2 separate regions of the Homo sapiens genome follow, and region 1 is linked to region 2. The links are chromatin contacts, found by Hi-C or POLR2A ChIA-PET in ENCODE. All regions are on one chromosome and are shown on one strand. The core of a region is the stretch at or near the end of the contact, and the rest is flanking DNA. Distances in the headings are between cores, read along the strand shown. Region 1 has its middle 120 kb from the start of BTC. Region 2 holds the start of AREG (amphiregulin).

The links. Hi-C counts contacts between places; a loop is a spot of excess contacts on that map. ChIA-PET counts read pairs that join two places held with the same protein, here RNA polymerase II (POLR2A). Pooled maps may share reads with other maps.
Region 1: a map of PC-9 shows a loop between it and region 2 (9-fold over the local background). The contact joins the enhancer-like site here to the promoter of AREG in region 2. A Hi-C loop is called at or near these places in 13 of 168 maps with a recorded cell type or tissue (Caco-2, Calu3, HCT116 and 8 more) and 13 of 50 pooled maps. POLR2A ChIA-PET finds 5 or more read pairs at or near these places in 5 of 52 experiments (Caco-2, HCT116, MCF 10A and 2 more).

Annotation. Positions count from the first base shown.
Region 1 is chr4:74,669,846-74,673,458 of GRCh38, reverse strand. No RefSeq gene overlaps it. Among named protein-coding and RNA genes, the nearest start is that of BTC, 120 kb to the left of the region's middle. Within about 2 kb of position 2,203, at least 2 of the 41 ENCODE cell types and tissues checked have a DNase peak (open chromatin) inside an H3K27ac peak, as active enhancers do; they include HCT116 and PC-3, where a contact is called at or near this core.
Region 2 is chr4:74,443,022-74,446,820 of GRCh38, reverse strand. AREG (amphiregulin) reads right to left here and starts at 1,685. Exons shown (of 6, transcript NM_001657.4): 1 at 1,415-1,685; 2 at 39-287. The coding sequence starts at 1,475. RefSeq lists a silencer at 218-418.

The DNA.
Region 1 (3,613 bases), core at 954-3,453, 230 kb before region 2:
TTTGAGAAAGTAAATATATAGGATAATAGAAAGTGCATTGGATTTGGGGATGTACATTTTAGGCTTATTTTTTTCACCCTTTAATTGTGTAGATTCGAAAAGAATAACGTTAACTTTCTGTTCCTTTCTTTCTTCTCTTTAAGGAAGGATAATCTTTAAGGCAGCCTGAAATTCTATGAGGTCTAAAACAAAGAGCCATCTCTGATATAGGATATTACTTTTCTTTCTTTACATTTTATATGCAAATTTATAAATCAATGAATTTTCATGTCTTTCTTGGATATAGTTAGATATCTGTCAGACTTCTTTCCTTTCCCTCTTCTGTCATTGAAGTTTTGTGGGCCATCTTTATGTGACAAGCACTGTGCCAGACACTTGTGAGGCAGATGATTCTGATATTTTTTCTGCTTGCAAGAAGCTCAAAATCTGAAAAGGAAGACAGAAGTATAAGCATATTCATTAGAATATAATTTGAAAAATACAAAACCAGAAATGTGTTCAATATACAAGGTGGAGTCACTTTGTCCAGGAGCTCCAAGTAGAATAATGAAGGGAGATTGTGTGATGCACCTTTTTTGAGTGTTGTACTGCTAGGAGGAAGAGAGGGAATGGTGGTGGATGTGGAGGGTGGAGTCCAGAAAGATAAATGCATAACAACCAGTCCACTGGACCACTGATCTGGAAATCCTTGGCAATAATTCTTATTATAGTTTATCATTGTAGTTCTGATAAAATGTTGGGTACAAGACACAGATGTAGTGAACTAAGGAGCGACTGGGAAGGGTGGAAGAGGATACTTTTGCATTAGCCTCTCTTCTGGAAAGTTTGAGAAAGAGAGGAGAGAACTGGATAAGGAAAAGGGGTCAAGGAAGAAACTTTAAAGATGGAACAATCATAGGCGGTGTTGGAACAATCATAGGTGGTGTTGGGGAACAATCATAGGTGGTGTTGGGGAATAAACCAATAGAGCCAGAGGAAGAGCTGGAATTAGTTACAGGGATGGAGCTGTGTGAGAGCTTTAGTTTCTTGGTAGGAGGTTGTAGGAGAATGCGATCTGCAGCGCCGAAAGGTGAGGAGAGCCCACTTTCTTCTGAGACAGAGTCGGCAAGGGAAAGAAAAGAATCAGACTCAGGGCATTTTTAGGACACAGTGAGGAGGTGAAATTCTCAATGGCCTGCTTTTTTTTAGTGAAGTAAATGTTAAGGGCATGTGCTGAGCTGAAGGGAGTGAAGGTTGGGTCAGAGGAGATTTGAGGCAGTGAAACATTGGAATAGCCTCTAAATGTGAATGCTACCCCTGAAATCCATTGGCTCACTAATGCCTGGCCAATGAAGAGATAGTGTTTCTTTTGACAATTATACTTTCAACTTAATGGGGTAGTTATTTTTGATGAGTCCTGTCGTTATTATGGGCTGTTAGTAAGCACTATATTGTGTGTGGGCTTACTCTTATTTCCAAGGCTAATTATTGTTAATACTGTTTTGCTGTTTTAATTTCCTAATAAGAAAGCACAATAAACATTAATGCTTAGAACAGAAGGCTCAGCATATAGTGGCCCAATCAAGAAGTCATGGAAGCACATTAGTCAGCTGAAGCATTTTAACTGTCAGCCAAGCAAATGCATATAATCATCTTAAAACATATGGGCACATGCATGCATTTGTTCAGTACACACTTGTTTATCATCTACTCAGTGCCAGGTCCTCAGAAGCCAATGAGGATTCAGCAATAGAAAACCCAGTCCTCATCTATGAGGAGTAAATAATTTTGTAGATGTAGATTTGGGATTTATCCAATACATCTACTGGATTTCCAATATTGGGATTAAATACTACAGGTGTTAATGTAACCTATGAGGAATATTTTAATTTAATTTAATTCAGATTTCTGTAATATCTCTGGTGGTGCTACTCACTTGCAAATCACTGAGACTATATTTTTATGTTACTAAACTGCATTTTGTGCCCCAGAAGCAAATAATAATGTGAAAAAAAATAGCCTCTGGTACACCACTTTGTTTTTTACCCTCTGCCCTCAGCCTTCAAATTACCATTTTATGCAGGAAACTGCCCTTTATTTTAGTCACCCCCTCCATAGATATCCTTGAGCTCTCTGCCAATAGTAAATAAATGATGGCTGCTTTCCAAGCTCCTGCCTTTAGCCTCTGGGGGGCATCGTTGCCCTTTCTTACCCATCCGTGTCTGTAAATAGGCTATTTAGGTGGAATAGAAGGTAATTCATATGCAGTAATAGAAGAAACCTTATAGGAAATTTCAACTTTGTTACAATCATCTTGATCTGAGATAATATATCTGCCCATTTCTTCTTTATTTTTACCATTGAAATAGTTATTTCATATCACACTATTTATCTTTCAGCCATTGAGGTTGGAGAGAAGTTGTATTGACAGTAATCTCCAAAGGACATTGCCAATTTCCTTCCTTCTTCCTTTCTCTCCTTCCCTTCTCACCACCTCTTTCTTTTTTCATTTCTTCCTTTCTTCATATATTCATTCATTTCAGAAGTATTTACTGAGCACATATTCTGTGGTAGGCTCTGTGTTAGATTTTACAGATATAAAGTGAACTAAGAAACTCTTTGCCCTCGGGAACCTTAAAGTCTAGACAGAGACAGATAATACATGCAATGATTGCACTACCTAGCACTTAAGGCTGTAATAGTGGTAGACACAGGACACTGTGGGAGAACATAAGAGAGGACTTATAGAAGAGTGTGAGAGTCAGGTAAGGCTGCCTTTAAATTGATTTGTTGAGAATGAGCAGGAGTTAGTCAGAGGAAGCTGGGTAGAGGGAAGGGAAAAATCTTGACTATCAATTTATAGTTTTTAGTTGAGATCCTTGATGTAGAGGAAATTAATCAGAGAATTACAATAAAATTATTGTAGCATCTTCTGGAAAGGCCCAAGAAAGAATCTATTTCTTTTCTGTACTTCTCCTTGAAACTCTGACTTCCTTTCCCATCTATCAATTCAGATTTGAGTTGGGAGATATTGGAGCACTATGCACCATATTTACTTCTCAGGTTACAAGGAATGAAAGGTATGAGATTTAATTCTGCCCACTCTGCTGTAGCTCATTGTTTCTAATACTGTAGGGTCTTTTTATATGGACGAATATAAGGACTGGATGGAAGTATGATCCATCACCCTCCCAACTGATGAGGAGGAGTGTGGATTCCTTCATTTCATTTAACTTTCCAATGTAGGCAGAACTTCGTTCTTACCTCCACGAAGTAGGCTCCCCAACTCAGCCTACACATTAGAACTTTTCAGGGATGTTTTGAAAAGCGTTGTTGCCACTGTTCTTCCCCAGGAAATCCTGACTTGGGAAATCTGAGATGGGACCTAAACATTTCTGCTTAAAAAAAAAAAATCCCGTAGTAATTTTGATATCAAGATGGTGTTGAGAATCAATGTCTTTTACCATACTACAGTAATATCTTGTGGTGGAAAGTTTTACCATTTGAGGTCACATGAATTTGACTCCTAATTGTAGTTTTGTCACATAGTCACTGTGTGACCTTGCCCAAGTTACCAAACCTCTCTGATCTTCAGATTTTTAATCTGTGACGGGGCAACAATAATATCTAGCTC
Region 2 (3,799 bases), core at 436-2,935:
ATCTCACAGGCCATATTTTTGCTTTATCCCCTACTCACCTCTGACTGAATCATCGACAATATAGCCAGGTATTTGTGGTTCGTTATCATACTCTTCTGAGTAGTCATAGTCGGCTCCCGAGGACGGTTCACTACTAGAAGGCATTTCACTCACAGGGGAAATCTCACTCCCTGAAGACATCTCACTTCTTGAGGTAACCTCAAATCCATCAGCACTGTGGTCCCCAGAAAATGGTTCACGCTTCCCAGAGTAGGTGTCATTGAGGTCCAATCCAGCAGCATAATGGCCTGCAGGGGAGGGAATAAAGGAAGAAAAGAAAAGGTAAAGTAGGGTGCCTTTCGAGTCAGCTGTGTTAGGTAGAAAAGTTTATCTTTTGACATCAAAGCAGTTATTGCACATGTGCTATTGTTTGTGATTGAGTCATTTCTATGAAAGAAACTTTACATTTTTGCCAGCAAGCAAATTCAGCTGTCCCAATTACAGAAGTGCTTTTCTGAAGTTTTTCTTTTCCACAGATAATCCACATTAATTTCCACATCAAAAAAATCCCGCCAAATTGGCAAATTAATCTAATACAATTACTTGATGGGTAATGTCTAAAAATTCCCATCACTTCACATTCCAAATGCATTTCTTTTTTTGCTAGAATGCCATCCTGGCCTATTTCGGTAGGTTTTAGATACAAATATCAGATTTTCTTCAGATGTGTTCATATTTTTAAAAGATATTTTTAAAAGATGTGTTCATATTTTTAAAAGATGTGTTCATATTTTTAAAAGATATTTTTAAAAGATAATCTTTTAAAATAATATAAACAGTGGTTAATTATATCGATTATTATTGTCATTTTTCATTATCATTATTATTATTACTACATAGACAATAAACTGAGTACTAAGTAAGATTTGGGGCCCAGAGTTAAGCCACTGCTTTATCTTGCTTTTTCTTAGGTCTCAATAAAACAGCATCAGAGTGGTGCTTTTAACCTCTCGCCGGGATACTCTAAGTCCCTCTAGGAAGGTAAAGAAGAAATCACTAGACAGAGATGGAGAATTAGGCAGGAGGCAGCAAACACTGCTGGGTCCAATATCTGCGGAAATCACTTCACCTCTCTAGATCTTGGTCTTTTTAATCTTTTAATCTGTGAAACGAAGGGTTAGGTTCAAATGATCTCTCCCGTCTTCTCAGCTGAACTAAAGAAAAAGTACAGCGATTCTCTGGGACACCTTGTCCTGGACGTTTGAGACATCTGCCCTTCTCTTTTCCTCCTAGGGAGGGAGCTACAGTGATCACCTCCTGCGGCGCAGGGTCGGGGGAACTAAAGGGCGATTTTTAGAGAAGCAAGAGCCAAACTCAAGAGGCAAAACCTGCCATGGGAGGAGAGCCCAGCAGTTCAGCGCCGGTGAATCCTCACCTGAGCCGAGTATCAAGAGCGACAGCACCACCGGCGCCGGCGGTAGCAGCGGGGCTCTCATTGGTCCTTCGCAGCGGCGGCGTCTCGGTCTCTGGGGCAACTCGGTCTCTGGGACACGAGCTGCCGCCAAAACGAGCGGGTGTTGGAAGAGCGAGTGGAGACCGGGAGTGTGCGCCGCTCTCGAAGGCTTGGGGAGCTCGGGGCGGCGGGCGCGGCGCCTCGGGCTGTCCCGGGACCTCTGGGGCGCTGGCACCCAGGTGTGCGAACGTCTGTAGGGCGGCGCGCACCTGCCGCTTTATAGGCTCAGCCGGGAGGGGGCCGCAGCCCATGACGTCAAGGCCCGGCCGTGGGTGGAGGCAGGCGGCGCCCCAGAAGGTGCTACCCGAAAACCACGCGCGGAGGACACACGCCCCGCCTCCCTCGTGCGTAAGGATTCGCTGAGAGGAAGTGGAACTTAAACCTCTAGCTGCAAGCCGTTTTTGAGGGCGAGCAGGACTGGAGTTCCGGAGCTAGTACCTGACAGAAGTCCAGATGTTTCAAACTCTGACAACCTCTTTGTATACTTAACATCTACAACAGACAGGGATTAAATAGAAGAGTTCCGTATTTAGATGTAAAAGTACTTTAAGACCAAGAGTGACTTTGCCTGATGTTTCCAACAAGGATAAAGGACGAGAGAACTCAATGAGGAATTGCTTCATGTAGGATGGGCTTCTATCTCAATCAAGAGCCCCTTCCCACCCATTTCTGTGAAGTGGCCAGAATTTCAAATCCCCTCACTCCCTATTTCTTTATGTGGCCCAGGGGCCTCATCAACATTAATATTTATTGATGATTTATTATTGCCAAATTATGCACTTAAAATTTTACCTACACCATCTCACAGCCGATAATGTTCAAAGCCAGGTGGATATGAATTCTTCATCTGACTCTGAAATCTGCTGTTTTCCTCTCTGATGAATTTAGGTTTAAACTGATCCTTGAAAAGAGGGTTTCTGGGAAGAACAATATTTAGCCTAAAGGATAATTTCTACTGGTGGCATACTGGCATTTAGGTGAAGAGTAGTGCTCTAGACTGTGCCTCTCAAATCCCAAGATAAAAAGGTCAGCGTTGAGGGCCCACTTACAACCTAGTAGGATATTTAATCATGACAAGTAGATAAAATGAAGCGGAGACAGGAAGCTACTTAATTTGACTAACTTGGATGTACTGTCAACTAAAGAACTGGATTTTTCTTGACTTGAGGAAGAGAAAAAGCATTGTTCATTTTCCTTCACCTGGAGATATGATTCTTTCCTGATTGTTTCAGTAACACAGCCCTTTTAAGAATGTAGGTCAGGCCAGGCGCAGTGGCTCATGCCTGTAATCCCAGCACTTTGGGAAGCCGAGGCGGGTGGATCACCTGAGGTCAGGAGTTCGAGAGCAGCCTGGCCAAGATGGCAAAACCCCATCTTTACTAAAAATACAAAGGAAATTAGCTGGGCGTGATGGCGCGCGCCTGTAGTCCCAGCTACTCGGGTGGGCTGAGGCAGGAGACTCCCTTGAACCCGGGAGGCAGACGTTGCAGTGAGCCAAGGTCATGCCACTGTACTCCATCATGGGTGATAGAGCAAGACTCCGACTCAAAATAATAATAATAATAATAATAATAATAATAATAATAATAATAACGTGAGTCACAGTGCATCTGTCCTAATTCTGGAAATTTTTTTTTAAAAATCACTTATTTTTAATGGTATATCACAGTGCGTAGTCCAAATAATATCATGCATTTAGTAGAATGAAATAATCATGAATCATGCCTTCTATTCCACATTTGTTGAGAGTGTATTTTGTGTGAGCCACCTGCTTTATATTTTATGAAGGGGAGCAGTATAGGTTCACCAGGAGCTCAGTGGTGTGGGCCAGATACATAGATAAGTAATTCTAATAGATCACATGATGAGAAGGGTTCAGAGTGCCATGGAAAAAAAGGACATGGTTTAATTTTGCCTCTGTTTAATGGAAAGCTCTGTGGAAAGATGAAGAGGCCCCTCAAAGGCCTTCCCAGCAAATCTTTTACATGGAATAAAGACCTGATGTGAGGGTATGACCAAGTATGGGAAATAAGGCTAGAAAAGTGTCATGCCCATTCCAAAGTGAAGTAGGGGCCTGCACTGTTATCTGTTCTGGTGGATGAGGCAATTGTGATTCAGAGAGATTGAGAGACTTGCCCAAAGATTTCAAAAGATTCTTTTGGAGACTTTGTTTGGAGCTCACGCAGTTGGTCTACACTGTTGCACCTTTATGCTCCCATAGGCTTCATTTCTGTTCTAGGCCTGTTCTTCTCTTTTCTTCTTTTTTTTTTTGATTGACAAGTAACTTCATATTTGTAGTATATGACA